Regions from separate parts of the Mus musculus genome. Here region 2 is linked to region 1. The links are chromatin loops, found by intact Hi-C in ENCODE. Cell type or tissue: left cerebral cortex. All regions are shown on one strand.

Evidence for each region. Hi-C counts contacts between places; a loop is a spot of excess contacts. Peaks named below come from ENCODE experiments on the same cell type or tissue, not always from the same donor. Only the 100,000 strongest peaks of a DNase experiment are listed, where the experiment ranks them.
Region 2: a loop joins it to region 1, with 2.6 times the contacts of the local background. A loop is called at or near these places in 2 of 42 quality-filtered maps.

Annotation. Positions count from the first base shown.
Region 1 is chr17:34,246,850-34,254,849 of GRCm38, forward strand. It overlaps Gm20506 (a long non-coding RNA gene), which reads left to right and starts at 486. Exons shown (of 5, transcript XR_003952412.1): 1 at 486-2,758; 2 at 3,378-3,538. In left cerebral cortex, CTCF peaks have their summits at 397 (motif pointing right), 3,220 (motif pointing right) and 4,930 (motif pointing right); DNase peaks (open chromatin) are centred at 3,223 and 4,511.
Region 2 is chr17:34,559,892-34,567,891 of GRCm38, forward strand. Notch4 (notch 4) reads left to right here and starts at 4,404. Exons shown (of 30, transcript NM_010929.2): 1 at 4,404-4,618; 2 at 5,410-5,491; 3 at 5,582-5,877; 4 at 7,451-7,798. The coding sequence starts at 4,555. In left cerebral cortex, CTCF peaks have their summits at 190 (motif pointing left) and 4,565; a DNase peak (open chromatin) is centred at 1,598; H3K4me3 peaks cover 1,001 bases; H3K27ac peaks cover 931 bases.

The sequences.
Region 1 (8,000 bases):
CATGTGTAAACATGCACAATAAACACGATAAAAACCAAAATATTAAACATTACTCATTGGCCTGCTTCTGAACTTTTTGTTTTGGCCTTATTACTTGGCCAGTGTCGCTCATCTTCATTTTGACATGTCTTAAAATTGGCAGATTGATTCCGGTCTCTTCATTCTTTTTCAAGAGAGTGTTAGCCATTCCATGTTCCTGCCCTGTTAGTGGCAATGGTGATGTTTGCTGAGTGCCTTTCTTTACTGTCCTAACGGGCCTCGCTTACAAGCAACATGTATCTGCATTCATTTGTGGTTTTGTTTAACGGTTAGATTTACTCATTTTATTTTGTTTGTGAGGGTTTTGCCTGCATGAATGTCTGTGTACTGTGTCTGTGTAATGCCTGTAGTGGTCAGAAGAGGGTGACAGGGACCTGGAACTAGAGTTATAGCTCATTGGGAGCCACCATATGGGTTCTGGAATTGAACCTGAGTTCTGTGGAAGAGCAGAGAGGGCTCTTAACCACTGATCCATCTCTCCAGTCCCTTTGACTTATTTACTGTGCTCTCATAGACCCATGCCCAAATATTTCATTTCTGGAACTGATTGACAAAAGTATCTAAAAGACATCAGTATGATTTCCTGCATTTTTTCTTTTTCTTCCCTGCTCCTGGTTTGGGTTTCTCTAGCCAGGATTTCTCTTTAGAGCCTTGGCTGTCATTCAGCCTGCTTGAACTGCTTTCTAGACCAGGATGGCTTCAAATGCAGAGATCCACCGGCCTCTGCCTCCTGAATGTGGGGATTGAAGGTGTGTGTCACCATGGCCTAGCAGTTTCCTAAACTTTTCCTCTCAGTGCCGAATGGAATCAAAGGACCTTATGAATGCCCATGTTCCAACCCTGAGCTACATCCCAAGCCCTCCTGGCCATTTTATTTGGTTTAAAATTTGAAGTAGGGTCTCACTAAGTTGACTACCGAGGCCTCAGTGTCTTTTTGCACCTCAGTTGGCCTTGAACTTGGGATCTTCCTTCCCCAGTCTCCCAAGTAGCTGGACTCACTGTCCTGTGCCATCACTCAGAGGATTACCCTCCTGTAATGTTGCCTGTGCCCTGGATAGCTCTCTGCCCGACCCTACCTTCTCTTGTGGGTCGGGGGTGAGCTGGCACAGAGTCAATGACACAGACTCTGGGAGCAGGTGAGAAATTCTGCAGCAAGCTCCTCTGAGCAATGCTGTAAGCTCTGTTAATACCCTCCACTCTCGCCCCCATTGTTTCCAGGAAAGTATCTATTCTAAACAGCAGTTCCTGATTGGCTGGCATTGTTTACACCAGCAATCCTTGCTCTCTCAGCAGTCCTCAATTAGGTCCTCCTGCAGGAGATGCTTTTGCAGTGGCACGGCCTCCAGTGTTTACATAGAGGCCACCCTGCCGTTCCTGCTACACTGTAAGCTTGCTATTGTCTGTGGGCAGACAGAGGATAGTGTCTCATCTTTCCTCCCCTCTGGAAAGCTACAAGGAGATCTGTTGCAAGGGGCATATTCTTGCAGGAAGGTCACCATAGCCAGAAAGGCACTGTGTGTTCATTGTTGGTATACAGAAATACAATTTATTTTTTATGCTTATCTTCTGTCATGTATAGGAGACTAAAGATGGTGAAGATGATCTTTGGCATAGAAATGACCACAACCATGAAGTACTCACCAGTCAGTCAATCTGCAAGATGCTTCTGGAAAGGTCAATCTACAACCACAGACAAGCAAATATGTAGCCTGGACCATCCCGTTCTTCTCTCAATTAATTTGAAAATCACAAGGAAATGATCTGAACTGAGCTACTGTAGCCATATCTCAATATTCCTGCACCTCCCTCTCTCTGTCTCCGTCTCTCTGGCTCTGTCTCTGTTTCTGTCTTTCTCTCTTTCTGAAACACGTAGCCCTGGCTGTCCTGGAACTCATAGAGATCCTGCTGTCTAAGAAGGAAATCTCCTGTGTCACAGAAGCATGCTATTTTTTGTATAGTCTCATGTGGCTTTGAGAATAGTCTATGGCCTTATTTGACCACAGCTGTCCAGGGCTTCATTTCTGTCTCCATTTCCTGTTTAGTTGTTGGCATCAAAGTGTTGTAACCCATCTTAGCCACCTGGTGTCTGAGTGACTGCGATGGCTGACCGCCTTCCTCTTTCTCACTGGTAGCATTTGCTTCCTTCTTATGTCATAGGGGTTTATAATGTTTATTATTCTCTTCAAAGAACCACCTCTAGTTTAAACTCTTATTTTTCTATTTGTCAGTTTTCCTTTAAAATGATATCTGCTCTAATTTTTAATACTTCTTTTTATCTTCTTGTGTCTTCCTTAAGTTTAATTCACTTAATTTTTTAATGATCTCATAGCAAAAGGATGCATTACTATTCTAAATACCTCTCCTGTAACAATATATACATTTATAGGAACTAATTTCTCATTAAGGACTATTTTAACCAGATTTTGATGATTTTGACTTGTTGTTCACCTAACCTTGTTATCAGTTCCTCTGCACTCTCAGGGCTTATGTTCTGAGGACAGTGGAGGTGGCAGAATATGCTGATGTTTAACAACATATCCCCAAGATGAGAGATACTCAACCCCAGCAAAGCCACACGGATCTGTGATAGAATCTGACTGGAGAAGAGACTGGGGGGTCCTGAGACCAATGGGCAAAGAAAATCACCTTTGCAAAAATAACCTTCCAGCCTGTTGTGCTCTGCACAGTTTTAATCCCAGAATCTGGGAGGCAAAGGCAGGTAAATGGATCTGTGAGTCTGAGAACAGCTTAGTCTACGTGGTGAATCCCAGGACAGCCAGAGCTGTCCTCCCCTCATATACACATACACACACACACACACACACACACACACACACACACACACATACACATATACACATACACGTACACACACACACATATATACATTCTGTTCTGAGTGAAGTCATTATGGAAGTAGTCTGTGGCCTTCCACACAGGTGCACTGTATTCCACTGTTGCTGAGGGGTCTGATGAGGGAATTGGAGGGGAAGGTCTTAGGGAAGCATTAATGTAGGGAGTGAAGCAATTGCTTCAATGGTGGAAACTCCAAATATCATGGTTTTAATGAGAAAAAGGAAGTGGGGAAAATTTATTATTTCCAGAAACAGGAGTCATAAAATCAGACATCAACTTCATAACCACATTGTTAATGAAACAGCGCTGTGCTGTGTTAACACTAGAGGGCGACTTTGAGCTTAGAAATCCAGACAGTCTTCAAGGTTCTCATCCTGATGCGCTCACCTGCCCTGGGTAGGAGCAGAAAATAGAAACAAACTAACACAAAGCTGCAGATGTGGTCCTCAAAACTGATATTAACTAGCAAATATTGTCTCCAGACTAAGGACCAGGACAAGAGCCAGGGCAACAGCTGTGAGGACCGAGTGAATCATGCATTTACCACATGAAGGAAAATCCAAATTAAGAAAGACATAGGAACCCAGCAATTAAATGGAGAGGAAACAAGAAGATGCACAATGAGGGCTAACTGAAGTCAGAGGTAAAGAAAATGACAGAATTGTAAGTGAAAACTAAGTTGCAAATGGTTGATGTAACAAAGTGTATTTCCACACTAAAGGGCATTGCAAACCGTCACCAAACAGTTAGGACAATGACTGTGGAACAAAATATCCCTCCACTGGGTTTCAAGAACCTGGGACACACCACCCTTTCAAGGTCACAAGCCTGACAGGCAGAGTCCAGCCCTCCCTCCACATGGCACAGTTCAGCCAGGTCTCCTTCTTCTACTCCTGGGTGGGCTTGGTTCTGCTCTGGGGAATCTCAGGTCTGCTTCTGAGCTGTCTTTCTTCATGTGAGGAAGCTTGCCTGTCTGCAGATGTCAGCTTCATCTGTTTTCTTCCTCTCCCTGGGAGATGACGAGTTGATAGCTCCTGTTGTTTCCTTTCCTCAGTTACAGTTAGAAAGTTTGCTTTCTTTAGAAATACTGTTTCCATACCCCCATCCCCCAGTGGTGGGCATTGTCTTAGTTAGGGTTAGTGTTGCTATAGTGAAACACCATGACCAAGCAATTTGGGGAGAAAAAGGTTTATTTAGCAGGCCCTTCTACATCACTGTTCATCAAAGGAAATCGGGACAGGAATCCAAACAGTGCAGGGACCTGGAAGAAGGAGCTGATGCAGAGGCCATGGAGGAGTGCTGCTTACTGGCTTTCTCCTTAAGGCTTGCTCAGATTGCTTTCTTATAGACCCCATGACCACCAGCCAGGGTGACCCCACAATGAGCTGGGCCATCTCCCATCAATTACTAAGTAGGAAAATGCCTTACAGCCAGATCTTAGGAAGGCATTTCATAACTTGAGGTTCTCTCCTCTCAGATGACTCCAGCCTGTGTCAAGTCAACACAAAATTAACCAGCACAGGGATCAAACTCCAGGCCTTGTGTGTGTGCTCTGCCTAGGCAAGCTCTGGGTAGAGCTGAGCCACATTCACAGCTGGGGCATGGGTGGGTGAAGAAGCAAAGAACAGCAAAACGCTAGCAGGCCTTGGTGGAGCTTGTCTTTAATTCTTGCCAATTTTAGGTAGAGGCAGGCATATTTATAAGTTTGAAATTAGCCTGATCTACAGAGCAAATTCCAAGACAGCCAAGAGAAATCAGGTTCTGAGGGGGGGAAAATAAAGAAAGAGAAAACAAAATTGTGGGTGTTTAGTAGATGTTATATTTTCATGGGGAGACAGAAGGGATGAGACAGAGATAACACTCTGAACAGAAGCTGTGGAAGGTAGGCATGGAGGACAGAGACCCCAGTGAGATACTTTCCTAACCTTAGAATCCTCACTGCCACAGGGTCAGAGGCACACGGTCTTTGTTTTCATGTCCAGCTTTGACAAAGTGCATTGCCCCAGGACAGTACAGCTTTGAGTGTGAGGTGGGACACACACCAGCAGGTGGCCACAGAGAACTTTCTGCAGTCAGGGGAAGGGTTGGAGTCCTGTCCCTGGGTCACAGGTCTGGACTGGGAAAGGCCAGCGATCCTATCCAGAGGGTGGAGGCCAAGTGCCTCTCATTTCACTCAGTGCTCCCTCAGGGTTCAGTGGGAGATGCTTCCCACCAGGGAGGAGGTTTGGGATGCCAGAGAAGCAAAGAAGCGTGAGATGGAGGAGCTTGAGTCTGCTTCAGCGTGACAGCACAGAGTAAAGTTACATCCTTAAAACTGAGGGGGGGGGGGCGGGAAGCCGGGCGGTGGTGGTGCACCCAGCACTTGGGAGGCAGAGGCAGGTGGATTTCTGAGTTCGAGGCCAGCCTGGTCTACAGTGTGAGTTCCAGGACAGCCAGGGCTATACAGAGAAACCCTGTCTTGAAAAACAAAACAAAACAAAACAAAACAAAACTGAAGCCTGAGAAAGGGCTGAAAAGATGGCCTAGGACTCTTGTGTTTGCTGAGAACCTGGGTTCACTTCCCAGCTCTACGTGGTGGCCCACAAACTACTGTAACTCCAGTCCCAGGAGATCTTCTGGACTCCCCAAGCACAGACATACATGGAGCCAAACATTCATACATGTGAGATAATAAGTCGAGCAAACACACAAACAACTTTATAAAAACAAACACCTCCGGGCTGTCACTCGGTCACTCCCTTTCCGCATAAGGCTTTTGTAGTTCTTTGTCAAATGTATTCTTGATACATTAGCAAACCTGATATTTTATCATTTATATTTTAAAATCCTGAGGATGCATGGATCAAGCTTAAAAATTAAATGATAGATGCATTGTTTAATGAAAGCAAGAGCCCTTCCTACATTTAGTGTTAAGAAAAAGGTCTACACTCCCGTTTTATTGGGTAATTTTTACATGAATGAAGCCTGAATTATGTCAAATGTTTTTTATTTTATCTTTTTATTTATTTATTTATTTGGCGGGGGAGTGATATCTAAGAGTTGATGAACTTGAAAGAATTCAAATCACACAGTTTTCTGTGCTGGTGAGTTTTTTTGTCAACTTGACCCAAATTGAAGTCACCTGGGATGCAAACAACTCAGTTGAGGAATTCTGATTAATGGAAGAGTGGGCCAATTGTGAGTGGGGCCACAAGGGTAGGTGGTCCTGGGACCCAACCCATTGTGGGTGGGGTCACGAATGTAGGTTGTCCTGGGTTCCATAAGACAGCAGGCTGAGCAAGTCACCAGAAGCAAGCCAGGACGCAGAGTTCCTCCATGGCCTCTGCTTCAGTTCTTGCCTTCAGGTTCCTGCCTTGAGTTCCTGCCCTGACTTCCTTCATGATGGATTCCAGTCTGGGAAGTGAAATAAATCCTTTTCTTCCTGAGTTGGTTTTGGCCAGAGTTTTATTACAATGAAGGAAAGCAACCTAGGATTTTATTTTTGCTCAAAACTGAAATTAAATTAGAAATGAATGCAAAATATTTGTAAGTGAAAACCCGTACTTCTTTTGAATAAGGCATAGGAGAAATCAGTAGAGGAATGTAAAAGTGGTGGCGCATGCCTTCAATCCCAGCACTTGGGAGATACAGGCAGGAGGATCTCTGAGTTCGAGGCCAGCCTGGTCTACAGAGTGAGTTCCAGGACAGCTAGGGCTACACAGAGAAACCCTTTCCTGAAAAACAAAACAAACAAAACCAAACCAAAGTCACAAATGATATAAAATGCAGTATGTTAGTGTTTCCATCAACAGTGTACACAGGTCAGACATGGACAGAGGGTTCAGGCTAATGGGCTAAAGATTTTATCTTTAGAAATTAGAACAGGTAATATTAATTTTAGACCAAATGAATGGAAGAAAGGGAAAACAAACAGCGCATAATTAAGCATGGAAACCAGAGACATCAGAGGAACTGTCCATAAGGTTTGTGACCTCTGGTGAGACTGAAAGACAAGGCATTAGACAGACAGGGGAAGGGGCCAAGCTAGGGAATAAAGGTGGGGATTTTCATGATGGCCAGCTTCTTCCTTGGTCTTGAGGGTCTGAGCTTTTGTCTCAGAGTAGGTCCCGGATGATGGAGCGGCTAACCAAGTTCAAGGCTGGACCGGGACATGTCACATGAGAGTTGTGGACCAATCAACCAGCCTGTCTGTCTTCAAACTGACCACCCCTAAAGCACTGACCAGCCTAGAGCACTGACCAGCCTGGAGCACTGACCAGCCTGGAGCACTGACCAGCCTGGAGCACTGACCAGCCTGGAGCACTGACCAGCCTGGAGCACTGGCCAGCCTGGAGCACTGGCCAGCCTGGAGCACTGACCACCCCTAAAGCACTGACCAGCCTAGAGCACTGACCAGCCTGGAGCACTGGCCAGCCTGGAGCACTGGCCAGCCTGGAGCACTGGCCAGCCTGGAGCACTGACCAGCCTGGAGCACTGACCAGCCTGGAGCACTGACCAGCCTAAAGCAGGAAATGCTCCAGAACTTTAAAGCCCACCGTCAAGACGAGCCTGGATTTTCAGCTTCTGCCGCGTGTCCCAGTCCTCCATGCCCTGCTTTGCAGAGTCTTTTTCTCTGTGTGCTCCCTGTGTGTATGTCTCCTCACTCCCAATAAACACCTTCCTTTACCTGCCGATTCTGTGTGCTGTGCGTGAGGTTTCCCTGCTGCCCTGCTACATGTCAGACTTTTCTTGCCTTTTAAATAATTCTTTAACTGGCTGAGAATTGAACCCAATCCAGAGCCTTAGACTGTATCATCTCAAGACCTCTAGACTGTGTCAAAAATCACCAGGATAAAAGACAAACACAGTAATATCAAGAACAAGAGGGGGACATAATTATATAGCACTCAGAGATGTATGTATAACAGTCTATGAAAAACTTTATCTCTCTATGCATTAGACCACTCAAATGAAATGAAAATGCTGTCTGTAAAATACAAAAGGCTGATGCCACAGCCACCCAAGATAACAGACTAAGAGAGCATGGTCATGTTTCTAACAGGTTGAACTTGTACTTAAAGCACTGCTACAGAGTCAGCTCTGGTTCATGTGCTTGCACTGACAGA
Region 2 (8,000 bases), 310 kb after region 1:
GGCTTTAGAGCAGAATGGAAATTACAAAGGAAAAGGGACCATGAACCAAAAGGTAAGGCACAAATCAACTTGATTGGAAGAACAGAAAGAGAAACGGTCTGGAAATATGGGAGCCAACACAGCGTCATAAGGGAAGTAGAGAGCAAGGTGCTCCACACCTCACCGAGAGTGCAGCGGATACTGCCCTCCTGTGGGTATTTAATGGCGCAGGATGTGCTCAGCGCTAGGGGAGGTGTGGGCGGGGCGGGGTGGGGCGGGGCGGGGCGATGGCCCTGCTTATCACTAAAGCATCCAACGGTCAAGTTCAAAAGCAACTAGGCAGAAACTCTTGTTGGTACCAAGCAACGCATCTAAAATGGACCCCTCGGGCTGGTGAGATGGCTCAGTGGGTAAGAGCACCCGACTGCTCTTCCGAAGGTCCGAAGTTCAAATCCCAGCAACCACATGGTGGCTCACAACCACCCGTAATGAGATCTGATGCCCTCTTCTGGAGTGTCTGAAGACAGCTACAGTGTACTTACATATAATAAATAAATAATAAAAAAAAAAAAAAGAAAAAAAAAAGATTTATAAAAAAAAAAAAATAAAAAAAAATAAAATGGACCCCTCCCAATAGAACAAGCTTTGTTTGTGTGTTATGAGATTTTTATTTATATTATTTGGCGTCCGGGTGGGGATGTGTTCATGCGCACTGGAGAGGGTGCACCTGTAGAGGCCAGCAGAGGGTGTCTGATCCCCTGAAGTTGGTGTTCTAGGCAATTGTGAGCCACAGGATGCAGATGCTGAGAACCAAGCCCAGGTCCTCTGGACAAACATCTAGTGCTCTTAACCTCTGAGCCATCTCTCTGGTCCCAGAGCCGGGTTTTACAGTTTTATGTTTTCAATCATTCAGACCCCAATCCTTGGAGAAGTTGCTGACTGTGGTCAACCAGATGGCGACGATGATAGTTTAGATGGTTTAAAATAAAATAATAAGGAGAAGAACCAAAAAAGAAAAAAGAAAAAAAAGGGGTAAGGGATGGGAACACCGGAGGGGTTCTAGTTTGGATCAGGGTGGCAATGAAGGGCCTAGACTAAGGCAAACTTGGGCCGAGAAAGGTACTCATGGCAGGAAACACGCACAGGAACGCTGTCCTTCCTTATGTGGAAAGTTCCTACAGCTGAGGTGTGAATGAACGATTGACACAGTTATCCTTCTCCAGGGATATACAATGAAAGGAAAGCCCAAGTCTGAGGGGTAAGGCGGAAGGGGGGGGGGAGGGTTGGGGAGGGTTGTACCTCACTACACCCGCTACCTCGCTACCTCGTTACAGAGATCATGTTCCCCAGGCAACTGATCAGTGTCCATCTCGGAAGCTGGAAAGAGAAGGAAGCGCTCTGAGAGATGCCCACTTTGAGCCCTGGGAGATTACCGGGACCAGAGCAGCACAGGCAGCCTGAGCAGGTGCCTCGCCTCCGGCAGGATAAAGTGAGCAGTGCCCTGCGCAGCCACACACACAGCCCTTCCCCCACCCACCCCTGCTTCCCCTTCTGCATCACCACTTCCCTGTCTGCGTTACCATTTCTCCTTTCTCACAAGCTCCAGCCTCCCTTCTAAGTGATGTGAAGCTGTCTCTTCCCACTGAGCTTTGGTGGTTCCTCCAGAAACCAGGTGTCTCTTCCAGGTTTCACTTTGCTGCTCGGCCAACACCAGGTGCCCCAGATCTGCAAACCAGGCACAGGAAAGCAGGGACTGCTCACACAGGATATTCCCAGATCGCAGCTGCCTCAACTAGGGCCTGCTATGGGAAAATGACACATCTTGAGGACAATGGGCTGAAAGAACAGACAGGAAATGCACAAGAGACACGAAAACTGTCACACATGTGAAACAATGTTAACCCTAATTAACAAAATGGGGTGGGGTTGTCCGCAGTTTAATTAAAAAACAAAAAAAAAAACAAACCAAACCAAAACAAAAAAAAAAAAAAAAAAAAAAACACTATTCTGAGATGAAGTCTTCCCAGGCTGGCCTTAGATTCCAGTCCTCCTGCCTTAACCAGCACAACTGCAATTTTGAAGCAACAAAGAGACATTGTGGCAAGAAGTCGAATGAAGAGCAAGAACTGGAGATCTGGCAACAGTAAGACATACGCAGACATTACTCACTGGAATAGAAAGTCCTGCACTGTCTGCTGGAGGATGCTGCCAAGGCTTAATGACCAAGTTTTCATTCCATGGTCATCTGTAGGCTCATGAGTTTACTCCCAGTTAGCCTAAGAAAGCAGGCAACCACACAGATGTGTAAGCTCTAGTTCCTGCAAAACAGTTGATCCTGTTGAAAACGGACGCCCTCTCTGACAAGTCTCAATAGGAAACTAGTTGAAGTGACCTAGGGCTTATATGGTAGAGCCCTAGGCAAGCGGTTAAGAGTGATGGGGGGGGGGGGGTGCAGTTAGCTCTGTAGTGGGGCACATGCTTATCACATATGAGGCCCTAGGTTTGATACCAAACATCCCCCCAAAACACCTCAAACATCAGACAGTCTCAAAGTTTAGAGCCATCTGTAAAACCAAATAGCTGACTAAATTCCCAATATAAGGCTAAATATGATTATATATTATAATATATATTATATGATTATATATAATATAGTATATATATATTATATAATAGTATATATGTATACACACACATATATATGAATATATATATATTCATATGTGTGTGTGTGTGTGTGTGTGTGTGTGTGTGTGTGTGTAGTGGCTCAGTGAACCAGGACTGGCCCAGGGTGCATGAAGCTCAGGGTTTGATTTCCAATGCAGTGTAAACAAAGGGGACATCGGTGCACAGCAGTAATCCTAGCAATTAGGAGATGGAAGCAGGAGCATCAGGAGTTCAAGGTCATCCTCACCAACACAGCAAGTTCAAGGCCAGCCTGGTGGGGGTGGGGGCACACTGTCAGTGTTCCTAGCAGGCAGATCCTACTGCAGGCAGCTTCCAGGACTGCTCGAGGCTGAGCAACCTGCTCCTGCAGACAGCTCCTCCACCCTGGGCCGTACCTAGAGCTTGCAGAGCTCCAAGAATGGCTGACTCCAAAGCTGTGCTGGGTCCTCAGGGAGAGTGAGCCCTGGGCATTATAGCACACACTGTAATCCCAGCACTTAGGAGACTGGGGCAGGATGCTCGTGAGTTTGAGGCTAGCCTCCACTACCTGGTGAGTTCCAGGCCAGCCTGGGCTACAGAATGAGACCTTGTCCAAAGTTGAGGTTTTTTTGTTTTTTTTGTGTTTTTGTTTTTTATTTGGTTGGTTGGTTGGGTTTGTTTGTTTGCTTGCTTGCTTTTAATAAAGATAAAAGGAGGTAGCATGAACTTTTGGGGGTAATGAATTCCCTTTATGGTTGTCTTTTTTTATAGATGACTTAAATTTTATGTCTTGACTAACATCTTGACTGTACCCCAGCATCCTTTGTGGAGGAGAGAGGTAGAGGTGGATGAAATAGAGTGTCCCTTTGTTATTGGTAATGACAATATTTTACATTCCTCTCTGAAGGAAGGCCAAGCCTCCAGACTCGTGGTAAAGTATCAGTGTAGAACACGGGAAGCCTGGGTTCCGTCTCCACTCGGAGGAGGGCCCAGCGTCCTGTCCACTCCCCAGGAAAAAGCCAGGCATGGAGTCATGTGCCTGTAACCTCAGCACCCAGGTGGCAGCTGCAGAAGGATCCCACAGGTTCCAGGCCAGCCAGGACGATTCGCACAGCCAGGATGTTGCGCACAGTGAGATCTTGTCTCAAAATACCTTTTTAAAAAACTAACACCCCGGGCTGGTGAGATGGCTCAGTGGGTAAGAGCACCCGACTGCTCTTCCGAAGGTCAAGCCACCACATGGTGGCTCACAACCATCCGTAACAAGATCTGATTCTCTCTTCTGGAGTGTCTGAGGACAGCTACAGTGTACTTACATATAATAAATAAATAAATAAATAAATAAATCTTTAAAAAAAAAAAAAAAAACTAACACCCCCAGAAAGAGCCAAGGAAAGGTCTAAAGATCCCCTGGGTTTGCCAAAGTGACCGGTTTCAGTTCAAGACACGTTGCTGCTCCTTTGAAAAGAGGGTGTGTCACACCAGAAACTGAGAATCCTCCCCTTGTCCCAACACCTCTGTCTAAGACCTGCCCTTCCTGGGTCACAGTAGCATTCCCTTGCCACTCCCAGTCCTGTGAAAAGGAAGCCGTATTGACCATTAAAATGACAGGAACTCCCCCATTTGGCTGACCCCCCACCCTGGGCCCTAAGAGCAAACCAGCTCCCCTCCCGGCCAGCCACGCCCCTCTCTTACTCTCCCTTGTCTTCCTTCACACACACACCAACCTCTCGCTCCCCCCACCCCCCATCAGTAGGGTGTCCAGGACATTGTGTGACTCAGGAAACAGCTCAGACTGAGGCGTGCAGCAGGCTCAGGAGGAAGAAGGGCGGTAGAGGCAGAGGAGGTGGCCTTGCCTGGCCACAAGGGCTCTGAGGGTCCCTGCCTGAAGAGGGAGAGGAGATCCGGGCCAGGGGCAGGCGCTCTGGAATGCAGCCCCAGTTGCTGCTGCTGCTGCTCTTGCCACTCAATTTCCCTGTCATCCTGACCAGAGGTGAGGGGGTGGGGGCATATCTCTCTTGGGGAGATGCTTGGTGAGGTCAGGGAAGAAAGCCAAGTCCCAGGCTCTGAAAGGACACTGGAGGGAGGAGATTCTGTCCCCTCTAATGGGGACAACCTGCAGGGAGGGCTGACTGACTCCGGGGCTACAGGAGACCCAGGTTTGTGCCTGGTGCTAGGGGTGGTGCCTGCTGTTGGGTGGGAAGGAGGGTGTCCATGCCCAGGGAGAAGCCAGCTGGTTCTGAAGTAAGAGGAACAGACAGACAAACAGGAGAAAAAATGGACTGCCTGATATGGGGAAGAGAGGAGTGAGAAGCAAGAGATGGAGACAGAGAAGAGCCCACCGGCTCCCTTTCTGTCCAGATGTCCCCAACCCCAGTGGCTCATTGCTGGCCTTTCCTGAAGGAAATCCCTTAGGTGTCTCAGCCATTCACATCCCAGGAGCGCTCTTGGCTCCCTCCTAAGCCCTGTTGCCCTGCTTCCGGGGGATGGAGCTGGGCTGAACTTGGGAGACTGGAGAATAAACAGGAAAGGGGTGGGAAGAATAACAAGCTATGAATGGAAGGCCTGGGACAAGGCTGGGACAAGGGGACCCTGTGGAGACTGGGACTGGGGTGTGAAGGAGAGAGAGAGAATGATAGAGCACCATGCACCTGGGTAACATGGGGTGGGGGAGTGCTGAGCTGCTGGTCAGTGGCCTGTAAGGAGGACCTGGTGGAGGAAGGGCAAGCCATCTGGAGACCCTTGGACCCTGGGCTCCATCTCATCTTCCAGTCTCTTCTCCAGAGCTTCTGTGTGGAGGATCCCCAGAGCCCTGTGCCAACGGAGGCACCTGCCTGAGGCTATCTCGGGGACAAGGGATCTGCCAGTGAGTGTGCATCATAGGAGCGGGACCTGGGGAGACAGGACGGGGAGGAGGAGGGGGAATCACTGGCCTGAAATGTCCCTCTACCCCTAGGTGTGCCCCTGGATTTCTGGGTGAGACTTGCCAGTTTCCTGACCCCTGCAGGGATACCCAACTCTGCAAGAATGGTGGCAGCTGCCAAGCCCTGCTCCCCACACCCCCAAGCTCCCGTAGTCCTACTTCTCCACTGACCCCTCACTTCTCCTGCACCTGCCCCTCTGGCTTCACCGGTGATCGATGCCAAACCCATCTGGAAGAGCTCTGTCCACCTTCTTTCTGTTCCAACGGGGGTCACTGCTATGTTCAGGCCTCAGGCCGCCCACAGTGCTCCTGCGAGCCTGGGTGGACAGGTAAGTACAATCAGGAGGAGCCTGTAAGTCATTCTTGTTGCTGTGACTCAACTCCCCACAATGGCAGTAGCTGCCTGAAGGAAGGAAGGCTTTATCCAGGCTCAAGGTCTGAGGGTTCAGCATCCTGGTAGGGAAGTCCTGGTAGAGGTGACAGCCTAATATTGAACAGAAACCCAAAGCTGCCAGATCATACAAGATTTACAGTCAAGAGCAGAGAGAACGGCAACACCCTTGCTTGCTTGGTCTCATCTAGCGTTCTCCTGCCATGCATAGTTTGAGACCCTCACCTAGGGAATGATGCCACGCATAGGGAATGGTGCTGCCCACAGTGGGCTGAGCCCTTCTGCATCAATTATCAGTCTAGAGGATCCCAAAGACAAGCCCACAGGGCAACCTGACCTAGGCAATTCCTCAACTGAGGCTTTCTTCTCCGGTGATCTGGGTTGTGGCAAATTGGTAGACACAACTAACTAGCACACAGACGTAGATAAGTGCTGGTACACGGCTTGCTTGCTTTTTATGCAAGTCCGGAACAGCAATACGGGAATAGTGCTGCCCACATTCAGAGTAGCTTTCCCCACTTCAATTTTCCCAATCTGTAAACTCCCTCAAAGACATACCTTCTGGCCACTGCAGGTGTTGGGCACACATGTGGTGCACAGACATACAGACATATGCAAAACACTCGTAAACATGTAAAAAAAATCTGTAAAATGGAAAAAAGTAAAGAACGGGACAGTCGGGCCAGCAAGACTGCTCCGTAGGTAGCACCTGCTTCCAACCCTGGCAACCTGAGTTCAATTGTGGGATCCACACAATACCATGGAAGGAGAGAAACAAAAGAGTAGAAAGCAGGGCTGGAGGTGGTAGCTGAGCTGGCAGAGTGTTAGCCCAGCATGCATGGATGCCAGCATTTGATGCAATGGTGCATTATTCAGCTGCAGAGGCTGGAACACACGCCCATACTCAAGAAGTAGATGCAGGAGGATCAGCAGCTCAAAGTCAGGCTGGGCGGTGTAGTAAATCCCAGCATTCAGGAGGCAGAGGCAGGAGCATCTCTGTGAGTTAGAGAGTAGTGTTGTCTACAGAGCAAGATCCAGAACAGCCAGGGCTATGTAGAGAGACCCTGCGTCAAAAAAGGAGAAAGAGGAGAAGTTTGAAGTCATCTTTAGATAATGCTGATATTAGATCTTGACTTAAAGAAAACCAAAATGTGAACAATAATAGCAACAACAACAAGAAATTCACTCAGAGAGGCAAAGTGACCCAGCAGGGTACCACTGCAGGGAACCCTTGTCCCAAGCAATTTGTAAAACTCCCACTGTTAGCTACATGTGCTTTCCAAAGTAGAGGGTGTGAGCAATCCACACACAAGCCTCCTACCTAATGTACAGCAGAACAAAGACAGGCCAGGGAGCACCAGGGTAAATGGGCTTGAGAAAACAGGTGGGAGACGGGGAACGCAGGCAGGGCTCCTGCACACAGACCGCTGAGCACACTTCAACGCATAAAATAGACAGGGCAGTGCCTGAAACCGCCCCCTCCCCCACTCCAACCCTGTGCCCTGCTGCAGGTGAGCAATGCCAGCTCCGAGACTTCTGCTCAGCCAACCCCTGTGCCAACGGAGGCGTGTGCCTGGCCACATACCCCCAGATCCAGTGCCGCTGTCCACCTGGGTTCGAGGGTCACACCTGTGAACGCGACATCAACGAGTGCTTCCTGGAGCCGGGACCCTGCCCTCAGGGCACCTCCTGCCATAACACCTTGGGTTCCTACCAGTGTCTCTGCCCTGTGGGGCAGGAAGGTCCCCAGTGCAAGCTCAGGAAGGGAGCCTGCCCTCCTGGAAGCTGTCTCAATGGGGGCACCTGCCAGCTGGTCCCAGAGGGACACTCCACCTTTCATCTCTGCCTCTGTCCCCCAGGTAAAGCTTCCTGAGGCTCTGCTGCAACCCTGCCCCCTCAGGCTCGGTTTGTTTCTGCTAAGGTTGAAATAAATCATATTATAGCTATAGGTTGGGCTGAAATAATAAGCCAGGTGTGTCTTTGAGTGACAATATGTATTTGTAGAGAAAATGAGCCACTTATTAACAGGACTGACAATAAAATAATAGCTATTGTTACTTC